Regions from separate parts of the Mus musculus genome. Here region 1 is linked to region 2. The links are chromatin loops, found by intact Hi-C in ENCODE. Cell type or tissue: gastrocnemius. All regions are shown on one strand. Links, peaks and the distances in the headings refer to the core of each region. The heading gives the core; the rest is flanking DNA.

Region 1 (5,694 bases), core at 226-5,225, 51 kb after region 2:
TTATTAAAAGCATATTTAATAATTAAATAGCTGGCCAGTGGTATGTGTCTTTAATCCTAGCACTTGGGGGGCAGAGGCAGGCAGATCTCTGAGTTTGAGGCTAGCCTGGTTTTCAGAGAGTTCTAGTACAGCCAGGGCTACATAGAGGAAACCCTATGTTGGAAAAACAAAAACTAAACCTACCAACCAATCAACCAAACAACCAAACAAAAACCACAAAACAAACAAACAGACTATTGCTAATTGCTGCCACAAACAAGCTATTGCTAATTGCTGCCACCAAACAAACAAACAAAAGAAAGAGACTTGCTAATTGCTGAAATACACTCTATTCTTTTCCACAGTTTAGATGATGTGATTATCTATATCTTTTCTTGCATATTGACTACCCTTTCAAGCTAATGTTCATGTGCTGGTAACCCTATCTGAAGGTTAGTATATGGTCTGTATATTCAGTACACGAGGTCAAACCAAGAAGCTCACTCATGTTTAAAACAAGTGCTTTCCCAAGGAGCCACATCTCTAGCCTCTATTTCAACATGCCTTTTGTTTTTCAAGATTTATTTTCTGCATATAAGTGTTTATCTGTGTGTGTGTGTGTGTGTGTGTGTGTGTGTGTGTGTGTGTGTGTGTGCACTCCAGTGTCTGAGGAAGCCAAAAGAGGGCGTCAGATCCCCTGGAGCTAGATGTACAGGTAGTTGTAAGCCATACCGCTTGGGCCTTGGGACCTGGACTTGGGTCCTCTGCAGCAGAGCATCAAGTGTTTTTAACTGCTGAACTCTTTAGCACCTCCCCCCCCCCTTTTTTTTGTTTTGTTTTGTTTTGTTTTTTTTTTGTTTTTCGAGACAGGATTTCTCTGTGTAGCCCTGGTTGTCCTGGAACTCACTTTGTAGACCAGGCTGGCCTTGAACTCAGAGAACTCAGAAATCTGACTGCCTCTGCCTCCCGACTGCTGGGATTTAAGGCGTGCTCCACCACTGCCCCCTTTTAACATTCTTTACATTATCAATCATTTACAGGGTGGCATTGAAACCCCAGTTTCTTACAAGGTAATGAAAGCAAAGGAGGTTGATTGTTTTTAATCTATATACTTGTTTTTCTGTGTTCTTGGCAATAAAATCTAATTCTACAAATGATTAAAAAGACTGAAAAGTTTGTGCTCTAGTCAATATTTGGGAAATAGGTTCTTTTTAGACTTTTTTTTGGAAGTGTGTATGACTATACAAAATAGCTCCTTGGGCTGCTCACCATCCAAGATGACTGGCGCTGTCAGAGAACAAGTAAACAGACAAGGAAAAGGAAGCAGCTTTACAGGTCCTGGAGTTCCTGAAATGTTGGCTTGGAGGGAGAGGTCACATGCTCCTTGGGCTTGTTCTATATTGGCGATCCTTGCTATAGACCTTAAGTCCCACAGCAATGGACAAGCAACATCTCTAAATTTAAGTCATAAAAGCTTCATTCTACTAAAACTGTTGGAATTGGTTTCTCCTGGAAATTTGTATCTTCCAGGTCTGCTGTTAAACTGTTTTTGACTCACACAAAGCATTATAATTGCAATGCGCCTCATCTAATTTAGGAGAGGGAGTTTTGTAAAGTATACCCCTTTCTCAGATGTTATGAGGTAAATTATTTATGGGTTGTAAAACTCACAATGAAAGGTGTCATGTTAAGTACAAGAAATGTTTTTGAAGAACTGTGCAATGCTAATATAATGCTTTCTATAAAATAACTGAGTCTAGATAATTTAAAAGCCAGGCCAAAGAAACTTCTGAATTCAAGCATAGCCTAAAAGCTATCGTTGTACTGGTAGAGTAAAGTAAAATAATTAGAAAACATTTCACAGGTATCTAGGCAATATATAACCCCATAACCATTCCTCAGTGTTTAGGCGAATACCATAGAATCTGGCCATGCGATTACACTAAAAAGAAAAGGCTTTGGTGTCTGAAGGCTGCTTGATTGTTCTGTTCTGTTTTAATCAGACATCCCTGAGTGGCATGGGACTTACTTCTCCAGTCCTTTAATCTTTAAGTAGAAATATCAATAATGCAACCACAGGGTTTGAATACTGGAAGACCTTTTATTCTCACCCTCTTTCCTCAAAGAAGAAACCATATAGTCTTGCAAAAATGAACATCTTGGTTTCCAGAACGCTCAGGGGAGTCCTTCTTAAGCTCAATAGGTCTGATCACTGGACCCGTGTACTCTTAACACCTCTTCTCTTATCGCGTTCAAAAGAAATTCCCCTCCTATGCTATTCAGATACAGGCGGGGAGTCGCCCTCTCGCCCAGTGCCATCGAGGCCTGGACTTTCTGGGTCAAAGTTGATCCCCCTCCTGCATCAGGCCCCGGGGGCATGGCTGGCACCCAGGACGTTGGGGTTAGGGGAGGACAGTGGACGAGCCGAGGAAGCGAGGCGGCCCGCCCCTCACCCGTCGGGGCCCAGGTCTCTCGCTTGGCGTTCACCAGCCTGGCCGGAGCCCCGCCCCCGCCCCCTCGCACGGCGGCTCGGCCGATGCCGCCGTGACTCAGCGCTTCTCGCGGGCCGCCCGGCCGCGGCGGCGGCGGCTAGGCGCGGGCTCCTCCCGCCTCGCCACCCCCTCTCGCCACCCACGCCCGCCCCCGGCCGCGGGGCCTTCCGTCGCACGGCCGCCGCCCGCCGCACTCCGCGTCCGCCCCGCCACCGTGCCAGCCATGGAGCCCCGAGCCCCCCGCCGCCGACACACCCACCAGCGCGGCTACCTGCTGACGCGGGACCCGCATCTCAACAAGGTGAGCCCCGCGGCCCCGAGAGCCGCCCTGTGCCCGCAGCCGGCCGCTGGGCCGCGGGGACCTGCGTGCCACCGAGGGGACCGTCCCACCCGGGAGGCCACTGCGGAGCCGGCGCCCTCGCCTCTCAGCATCCCGATGCTGGACCCCGGGGAGCGATGTAACTTGTGGTCCGCTCTTCTTTGTCTGCCCCTTTCCCATCCCGGGAAGGGCAGTGTGGACCAGTGTGGGAATCGAGCGTTTTCCGTGAGGGTGGCAGGCGGGCGGCCAGCTCAGCCGCGACGTGCCTTCCCGGTCCAGGTGACTGGACTGGCAATGACCGGAGGCTGCTGTGGAGACAAGTGGTCCTACCGGTCCTGCCTTGAACAGAGATGGCCTCTGAGTGCCTGGGATCCCATCCACAAGATGTGGGGGCTCCAGGGCCTCTTGGCTTCTGGGATGACATTGGTTGTATGGTGTGGGTGGTTTCTTGTTGAACCCTACGTGCATGCCTAGGTGGGAAAACTTACATGATACGGCGGTACAGTCATTTATTTTATTTATTCATTTATTTTCCTTTCTAAATTCTGACTTTTGGAAAGTTATTATTTTTTTTTAAACCAGTCCTCTTTTTTTCTTTTCTTATTACAAGGAAATTCAATGTATGCCCCAGATCAGAGTTCCCTTTTCTCATGCTGTGATATCTCTCCTCCCACCCTATACCCAAGATCTCCCCTAAATGAGAACATTTTAGAAATGATCAGTTTGCTTTTGTAAGTAACTAGGTCTTATTTTATAGTGTGGGTGGTTGTTAGAATGGTGTGTGTGTGTGTGTGTGTGTGTGTGTGTGCGTGCGTGCACGCACGTACGCACATATGTGCATGCACGTGTGTGCATATCTGATTTCCTATTTCTTCAGTATGTGGAGAGTGACATGAGTGTCAGCATGGAGGCCTGTTAAGTCTTTTAGGGTATCACTTTAGTGAACCTCCTTTTTCGTTAAGAAGTGTACCTCAGCATTTCTCTCTAGTCATGTTATGGGTGACTTGTGCTCATTATTAATAACTTAAACACGTGTGATTATTTTGCGCATTATAGCTAGTTTGAGTTTGTAATTTTTTTATGACTCTTTTTTTTTTTTTTTTTTTTTTGGTTTTTCGAGACAGGGTTTCTCTGTGTAGCCCTGGCTGTCCTGGAACTCACTCTGTAGACCAAGCTGGCCTCGAACTCAGAAATCCGCCTGCCTCTGCCTCCCGAGTGCTGGGATTAAAGGCGTGCGCCACCACGCCCGGCGAGTTTGTAATTTTTTTGTAGTGACTTCTACAAATCTTTATTTGATTATTTATAGCTATGTAGTGTAAACATTTTAAGTTTCCTACTTATTTTTCCTTCAAAATCAATGTAATTGCTAGTTTGAATTTTTTTTCTTCCTATTTTATTATCCTGTAGGTCGAGGACTATTTTCACTAGAACAAAGGTAAACTTTGGTGTGACAAAGCCACTTGTGGCTCTCACGTGTTACCTGCCTGTCCTGACTTATGACGAAATCATGGGTCGCCTTGACAAGATCACACGAGTAGCAGAACCTGTTTGATTTTCTTAAGTCAAGGTTGAAATGTTTGTTAAGAGTGGGTAGACAGGCCAGCCCATCCCATCCCATAGCAAAGGCATACTTTACTGGGTTTGGAGTCTCCTGCTAACCTGTAACAGTTGATACCCACTGTAGAAACGATACTGTCACAAAGATCTTACACCAAAGGTAGAAAAGTACAGTCTTAATGTGTGCACACATTTTACCTGCAGTGTATCAAGTTGGATTACAAATCTGGGTCATCTTGGGACAATCAATAGAAGGAACTTTACTTACTCAGCCCTGGGGTCAGCGTGATGCCTGTGGCATTAACATCATCTGCTATATACTCAAAAGTCCCCTGTCTTTGTTATTAGGACAGAATTCTTAATTTAATTTAATTTTTTAATGTTGAGATGACCTGACTCCAAGGGGATGCTAAAGTCAACAGTGCTTTCTAAATTTCTCCTAGCAGACGAGCCTAGCCTGTCACCCGCTATAGGAATACTCGTTTAGCCACACTAAGGAAGAGTTTGACGATCCTACCTTTGGGTGACCGAGACATGCTTAGTTAGTATTATGTCCGTACATTTAGGTATGGATGAAAACATCTTTTGTTGCTGAGGAAAGTGGCTCGGTGGTTAAGAGTGCTTGCTGCTCTTGCAGAGGACACGGGTTCAGTTCTCAGCACCTATCTCAGGCAGCTCACAGCTAGAGGCACCCACAAACAACTTGTATATGTACACAAGAGAGTGCGTGTCCCCCACACCACAGAGAGAGAGAGAGAGAGAGAGATCTACCAGTTAGCATTTTATTCACATTCTCCTGTTATTCAAATCCTTATAGTGCTATTTCCTGTTATGTTGAATGTAAATTAATGTTTTACTATCTATCCTAGATGTGTCTAACTCCCAAACTTAGCCTTTAGCTTAAAATATATTGAAGATTTTCTTCTTTTCATTTTTGTTGTGACTCCTAAAATTAAAATGATATTAATTGATTTAGTAATCATTTCCCTAGGGAAGCCTTTCCTAATTATCTTATTCTCACTATGATTTAATGCTTACACTTATACACTAAGGTGCTCCATATTATTTTGTACTTACTACTTCGTCAGTTATTTGTTTATTTATTTAGTGCAGTTCTGATTGTGTAGCTTTGTCTAGCCTGGAGGGAATTGACTATCTAGACCAGGTTGACCTTGCACTCATAGAGAGGTCTGCCTGCCTGCCTCTGCCTCCTAGTGCTCAGATTAAAGGCATGCATCACCCCAGCAACTGCAGGGAGCTTTCACAGTGTTGGTTCTGGCAATATCCTAAGACAGTAGACCCATTAATTTAACTACCTCATAATATCTAATTAATACACATTTATAC
Region 2 (5,694 bases), core at 400-5,399:
GCCTGTGTGGTAAGGATTGAGATACCAGGAACCACTGAGGCCTGGCCTGGGAACTCTGAATAACGACAGACAGGAGAGATGCCTGGGCCAAGGGTCGCAGGGGAAGCACAAGAGCATCACTGGTAGTAATGAGCTATAAAGATGATTCAGGAAAGTGGGACGCAGTCTGCACAATACCTCTACAAACGTGCATGGTCATCTTGAGTTTGGCAAGATGCAGAGCAGACTCATGGCTGCTGTAATGGAGTTTTATTCTAGGCCACTACAAGTCACTTGCAGGTGTCACTGACTGGCTAGAGCACCAAGTGATGCAACATTTACAAGAAGAACATAATGTCACGGCAGTGGGAAAATGACAGTGTCAGTGGTATAACAAAGATGGACGATAGAGACCATCTTTCAGTTCAGTGGCCATAGGGACAGTGGACTTTAAAACCATATCAACTTATGCTCGCCATTTACTAGCAAGGTGATTCTCTTAAGGGTCCCTCATCTTTGCACTTTCCACATCTGTCACAGATGGAGAATGGCATACATGATTTTTGAAGGAATAATACGTGTGTATGTATGTGCACATGTGCACCCATGGGAGCATTCAGCAAATGGCAGCAATTATCATTATTGCCCAATGCCTGAAGTCAAAAAGTGAATGAGCTCTCCCTGAGAGGCAGAAGCAAGAGGCTCACCAGTTCTAGGTTAGCTTGGACTGCATAGTGAGACTGTCTCAGCACAGTATGTACTGGGGGCAAAAGAAAGCTGAGGCAGTGCATGCAGGTAGTCTCAGCTACTAGGGAGGCTAAAGCAGGAGATTCACTGAAGCTCAGAAGCTCCAGGCCAGCCTTGCCAACAGAGACACCATCTCTTCTATGAAAGCAAGAGGAAAACTTTGGTAGGTATTTATAAGGTATAGCCCAAACCTTTTACCAAGTACATTCCCTATGGCACATAGGCACTGGTCTCTGGACGGACCCACATCCTCATCATGAGGACCTGTGTCTATGTCCCTCACATGGTAAGGGAGATGGTGAGAGTGTGACTAAGCTAAAGGTTTTCAGATGAGAAAATTAGCCAAGCTATCAGGTGAATCAACTGCGACCATGGACCTTGTAAAGAGAAGGCAGGATAGAGTTGTGGAGATGGAAGTGGAGACTGAAGTGGGGTGGCTCAGGAGGTAGGTGGTCTACAAAAGATGCCAAGGGTTAGCAAGCAGAAGAACTTAACAGGGACATTTTCCTGCTGATCTTCAGACTTCTAAGCTCCACGCATGTAAGATTAATAATTTTTTGTGAATTTACCTCTGTAAGGTTTGGCTAATTTACTGGAACAGAAATGGGAAGTCAGGAGGTTTGGAAGAAAAGCTCTCATTAAAGTGTTTGCCATGCAAGCACCAGGATCCCAGCGTGGTCCCTAGAACCCACTACAAAAAGCTGAGGATGGGTGCCTGCATATGTGCTCTGCATGCTGGGTAGGTGGAGACCAATCTTGGCCTGATTCTAGAGAGAGATCCTAATTAAAAAATGAGGTGCTCAGCTTCTGGGCTGGCCATGGTGGCACTCACTTTAACCTTAGCACTCAAGAGGTAGGGGCAGATGGGTCTCTGAGAGTTCTGGCAGAGCCGGAGTTACTGAGTGAGACCCCATCTCAGGAGAAAGGAGGAAAGAAAGGAGAGAGAGAGAGAGAGAGGGAGAGGGAGAGGGAGAGGGAGAGGGAGAGGGAGAGGGAGAGGGAGAGGGAGAGGGAGAGGGAGAGGGAGAGGGAGAGGGAGAGGGAGAGGGAGAGGGAGAGGGAGAGGGAGAGGGAGAGAATATCAGAGAAATAAAAAACCAATCACTTGGTGCTTCAGTGATGGCTCAGTGGTTAACAGTGCTTGTTGCTCTTGCAAAAGACCTGGGTTCAGTCTCAGCATCCACATCTGGCAGTTCACAGCTGCCTCTAACTCCAGCTCCAACGAATCTGACTTCCTTTGATGGTCTCTGTAGGCACTTGAACATGTCATAAGTCTCTCTCTCTCTCTCTCTCTCACACACACACACACACACACACACACACACACACACACACAAGTTAGACATACATTTGATAGTTTCTGAGGAACAGCATCCAAGTCTGACCTCTGACCTCTGGTCTACACACACACATGAGCACGCACCAGCAGACACATACATAACCAGCACACACAAACATACTCCCACCACACTAAAAAAGAAATAAGAACTTAATACGTAGATGAAGATGAGAATATAGTTTCTAAAACTGCCTTCCCTGGATGTTTTGAAAGTAGTTGGGAGTATGAAGTTGGGGGGGGTTCATTTCCTAGGTGCTAAACATCAATTATAAAATTTATAAAGATAATAGAATGTTCAATTTTAGATATATAAAACAGAATCTCAGGAAATTTTATGATAGTATTGATTAGTGCCGCTAAAATCAGGAAGCTGAACAGTATAGATGATAATCATTTCTCAGCAAATGAAGTGTTAACTATGCTGAGTACCATCTTAAAGGCCTTTCTTTAAAAAAACAAAAACAAAAACAAACCATAACCTCTGACAGTTCTTCTCAGCTACCGAGTGGTCTCATAAGACCTAAGCTTGCTCTCCAGTTAATCGTGATCAACAAAGAGCACACAAGTGACAAGTGACATCAGTCAGTGAGCTTCAGAAGGCTTCATCTCCAGTCCTGGGAGCAGGTCCTTGCTGGCTATCTATGCCACCACTAGATGGCAAAGCAAGCCTGCCAAGAGCAAGTCTGGGGCTGCATTTCCTCTTACATCATTCGGCTGTGAATCAGAATTGTCCTCGAAGCATGGGAGATGAGGAAAGTGTAACTGGTTCACAATACACTAAAGAGTTGTCGCATATGGAACTTATCACACGTTCAAAACCCACCTCCAGGTCCCATCGCCCATCCTGATGAGCTGAGGACTGATGACGATGTCCACAGCCAGACAAATTTCTGGCAGGTGTTTTTCCCAAAACAGCTCCAGTGCCAGGACCCTCCCACCATGGCCTACAGCACGGCTGAGCCATCCACCCCATGGGCTGTGATTCATTTCAACGCAGAGGAAAGTCGCGAGCCTGCCAAATATTTCCATATGTTTATCAAATACTTTATAATCCATTACTAGGGGTAAGCTCTCCACCAGTTCTACGCTGAGAATCAACAGTTAGAGGGTTCACTGACAATGTGCCAATGGCTATTCAAAATACCGCATACCATAGCACTATTTTCAAATTCAGCTTCAGGACTGGAGACAGAGCAATGTCTGCTTTAAAAGTTTGGCAGTCCTTGAGGGAAAGGAAGATGGTAAAGTTACTCAGATGATTATTTTACAGTAACCCACAACTTCTGTTTCTCATCACAATAAAAACTAAAGCCTCCCTTTCTTTTCTTTTTTTTCCTGCTATTTCTGCAGGATACGTACATCTCAATTTATAAAATGTTTCGCTGTGTGTAAATCAAATTGAGGTGAATGGAACTAAGGTAACCCCAAGGGTGATCCTTCATTTGCTGGCATATGAGGTGCACCGTACATGACTCTTGACTACGCTTTATTTTTTTTTTAAGTTGGATCTTCAGCAAAGAATAGTTAATAAATGCATTATCTTTGGTAGTCACAGTGTATTTCGCTAATCACATATCAGTTTACCTGTAGGGAAATGTAAAATTATAAAATAATGATTTGTAAACTAAGTTGATGTTGGTCTTTCCTAATGTTCCCAATTCAGATTTCCCATCTGTCGTGTCTAAGGTGAAGGAGCTCCAGCATTCCAGAATTCCTGAGTCCGGTGCTTCTATTTAAAATGGATTTGTTGGATATTTGAGAATTGGGCACAGAAAGAAAGGCAGTCTATTCAGTAGAGAAAGTTGACCCACAGTAGCAGCTTCACGTGTGATGAGCCAAGCACATACTGAGGGCTCTCATATTTTAAAATATCTGCAAAAAAAGTGGAAAAGAAATGTACATAGAACTGTCTCACATGAGAGTCTTCTCTAAAATGAAATCCCATGCACCGTTTGATTGGCACTTTCTAGCCTGGCTCTTATTTGGCTAGGATTTTAACATTTTCTCTGCTAAATCATAAACCAGATCTTAAACACAATTCTCCAGTCAGCAAGTTATGACTTTTATAATTCTCTGTACAAATGAACTTGGCGGCGGGGAGGGGGGGATGTCAGAAGCCAGAAAAATTAATAAAGACAGGGAAGAAGAGACTTGATATACCAGACAACATCTTTCTGCATGTGTGTGCACGCCTTGGTTCTTGTGAGTAAATGGAACCCCATGGAAGTCAGAAGACAACCTTGAGTGTGGTCATATGCCAGGCTAACCCCCTAGAAGCTTTCACAGAGTCTCCTATGTTCTCTCCCCATCTGCTATAGGGCACTGGGATTTCAGATGTATTCTATCTCCTCTGGTTTTCTGTGGGTTCTGGGGATCCAAACTCAGGTCTTCATGTGTGTGAGGAAAGCCTTCTATTTGCTGAACCATCTCCTCAGCCCTGAAGAGCGACTTTCCAAATTGAAGATGGTATGGAAGTCAGATCAATCAGGCTTGGGAGTTGCTGCAACTTTCCAAAAATTCTTATTATTATAAAAGGTCTCAAGATCTCACACACCCATACACAGACACAGACACACACACACACAGAAAGACACAGACATATATACACACACGTACACACACATGCATATTTACACATATACTAACACACACTTACATACAGTCAGACACACATACACACACACCAACACACAGATGAGGCAAGAGAAATATTTAATCTCCATGTGCCCTTCACTCAGCTTTGGTAATTCTCAATACTTGGTTATTTTTTCAATCCACTCACCCCTGGCTGGTCCTTTAAAGCAAGCCCAAGATCTCCACTTCATCTCACCTCCTCGTCCCACGGGTCTTCCACTGTTCATTTCGCTACCCAGGCAGAAGGGAGAGGAGAGAGGGCAGGGCGACAGAGAGAGAATGAGGCAGACAGAGGCAGAAAGTACTTCGGCAGCAACTTAGGGAAGAGACAAACCTCTTTCCAGGAAAAGTTTTTACACCTTTTCCAGTGACATCTGTTAATAATCACAAAAATAAAGAGGGTCCCCTCTGGTACTGTTTAAGCAGAAAGCATTCCATTTGTATTCCAATGCAAACATCACTCACTCCTCGGATGTTAACCTTGCAGTGGCCGTTACTCATTCAGAATGGAAGAAGGGTGGTTGATCTCTAAAAAACAGCCAGCCTGTGATCCCTTCTTTAGTGCTTTTCTGTGTTCCTCCTGTGGGTCCTGCCTTGTTCAGGAGTGGTCCAGCCTCTAGGGTGCCCTCCTGTGCAGTGAGTTCATCCTTACCTGAGATGCTTACTGTATCCTCCCGTCCCAGGGGCGCTGCCCAGCAAGGATCCGGGTGGATGCAGACACTGGCTACGGAAGGTGCCAGGAGCCTAGTGGGCAGCAGAGTGCAGGGTCCTCTCAGCGGAGCTTCCCCGAGTCCGGGACCAGGCGAGAGTGGGGCTGCTGCACTGAGTGGCTGGAGATGGGAGGGGAAGGGGCGATGACGCTGACTTAGAGGGGAGGGGTGGGCGGATCCTGCTTACACACCACTGCATCCCTGCTGCACACCGATGGTTAAGAGCTAGAAAAAAACTCTAAATGGGTTCGCAAGAATGTAGGCACCCAGGGCGTGTTTTAACCA

The links. Hi-C counts contacts between places; a loop is a spot of excess contacts. Peaks named below come from ENCODE experiments on the same cell type or tissue, not always from the same donor. Only the 100,000 strongest peaks of a DNase experiment are listed, where the experiment ranks them.
Region 1: it touches region 2 in a loop (1.9-fold over the local background); 10 of 42 quality-filtered maps call a loop at or near these places.

Annotation. Positions count from the first base shown.
Region 1 is chr9:86,692,751-86,698,444 of GRCm38, reverse strand. It overlaps Me1 (malic enzyme 1, NADP(+)-dependent, cytosolic), which reads left to right and starts at 2,531. Exons shown (of 14, transcript NM_008615.2): 1 at 2,531-2,772. The coding sequence starts at 2,695. A330041J22Rik (RIKEN cDNA A330041J22 gene) reads right to left here and starts at 3,003. Exons shown (of 3, transcript NR_045835.1): 1 at 2,743-3,003. In gastrocnemius, for the core only: no CTCF peak of the experiment used is centred there; DNase peaks (open chromatin) are centred at 2,542 and 3,013; H3K4me3 peaks cover 1,889 bases; H3K27ac peaks cover 2,499 bases.
Region 2 is chr9:86,743,464-86,749,157 of GRCm38, reverse strand. Prss35 (protease, serine 35) reads right to left here and starts at 5,525. Exons shown (of 2, transcript NM_178738.3): 1 at 5,352-5,525. In gastrocnemius, for the core only: a CTCF peak has its summit at 2,711 (motif pointing right); DNase peaks (open chromatin) are centred at 2,758 and 2,969; H3K4me3 peaks cover 310 bases.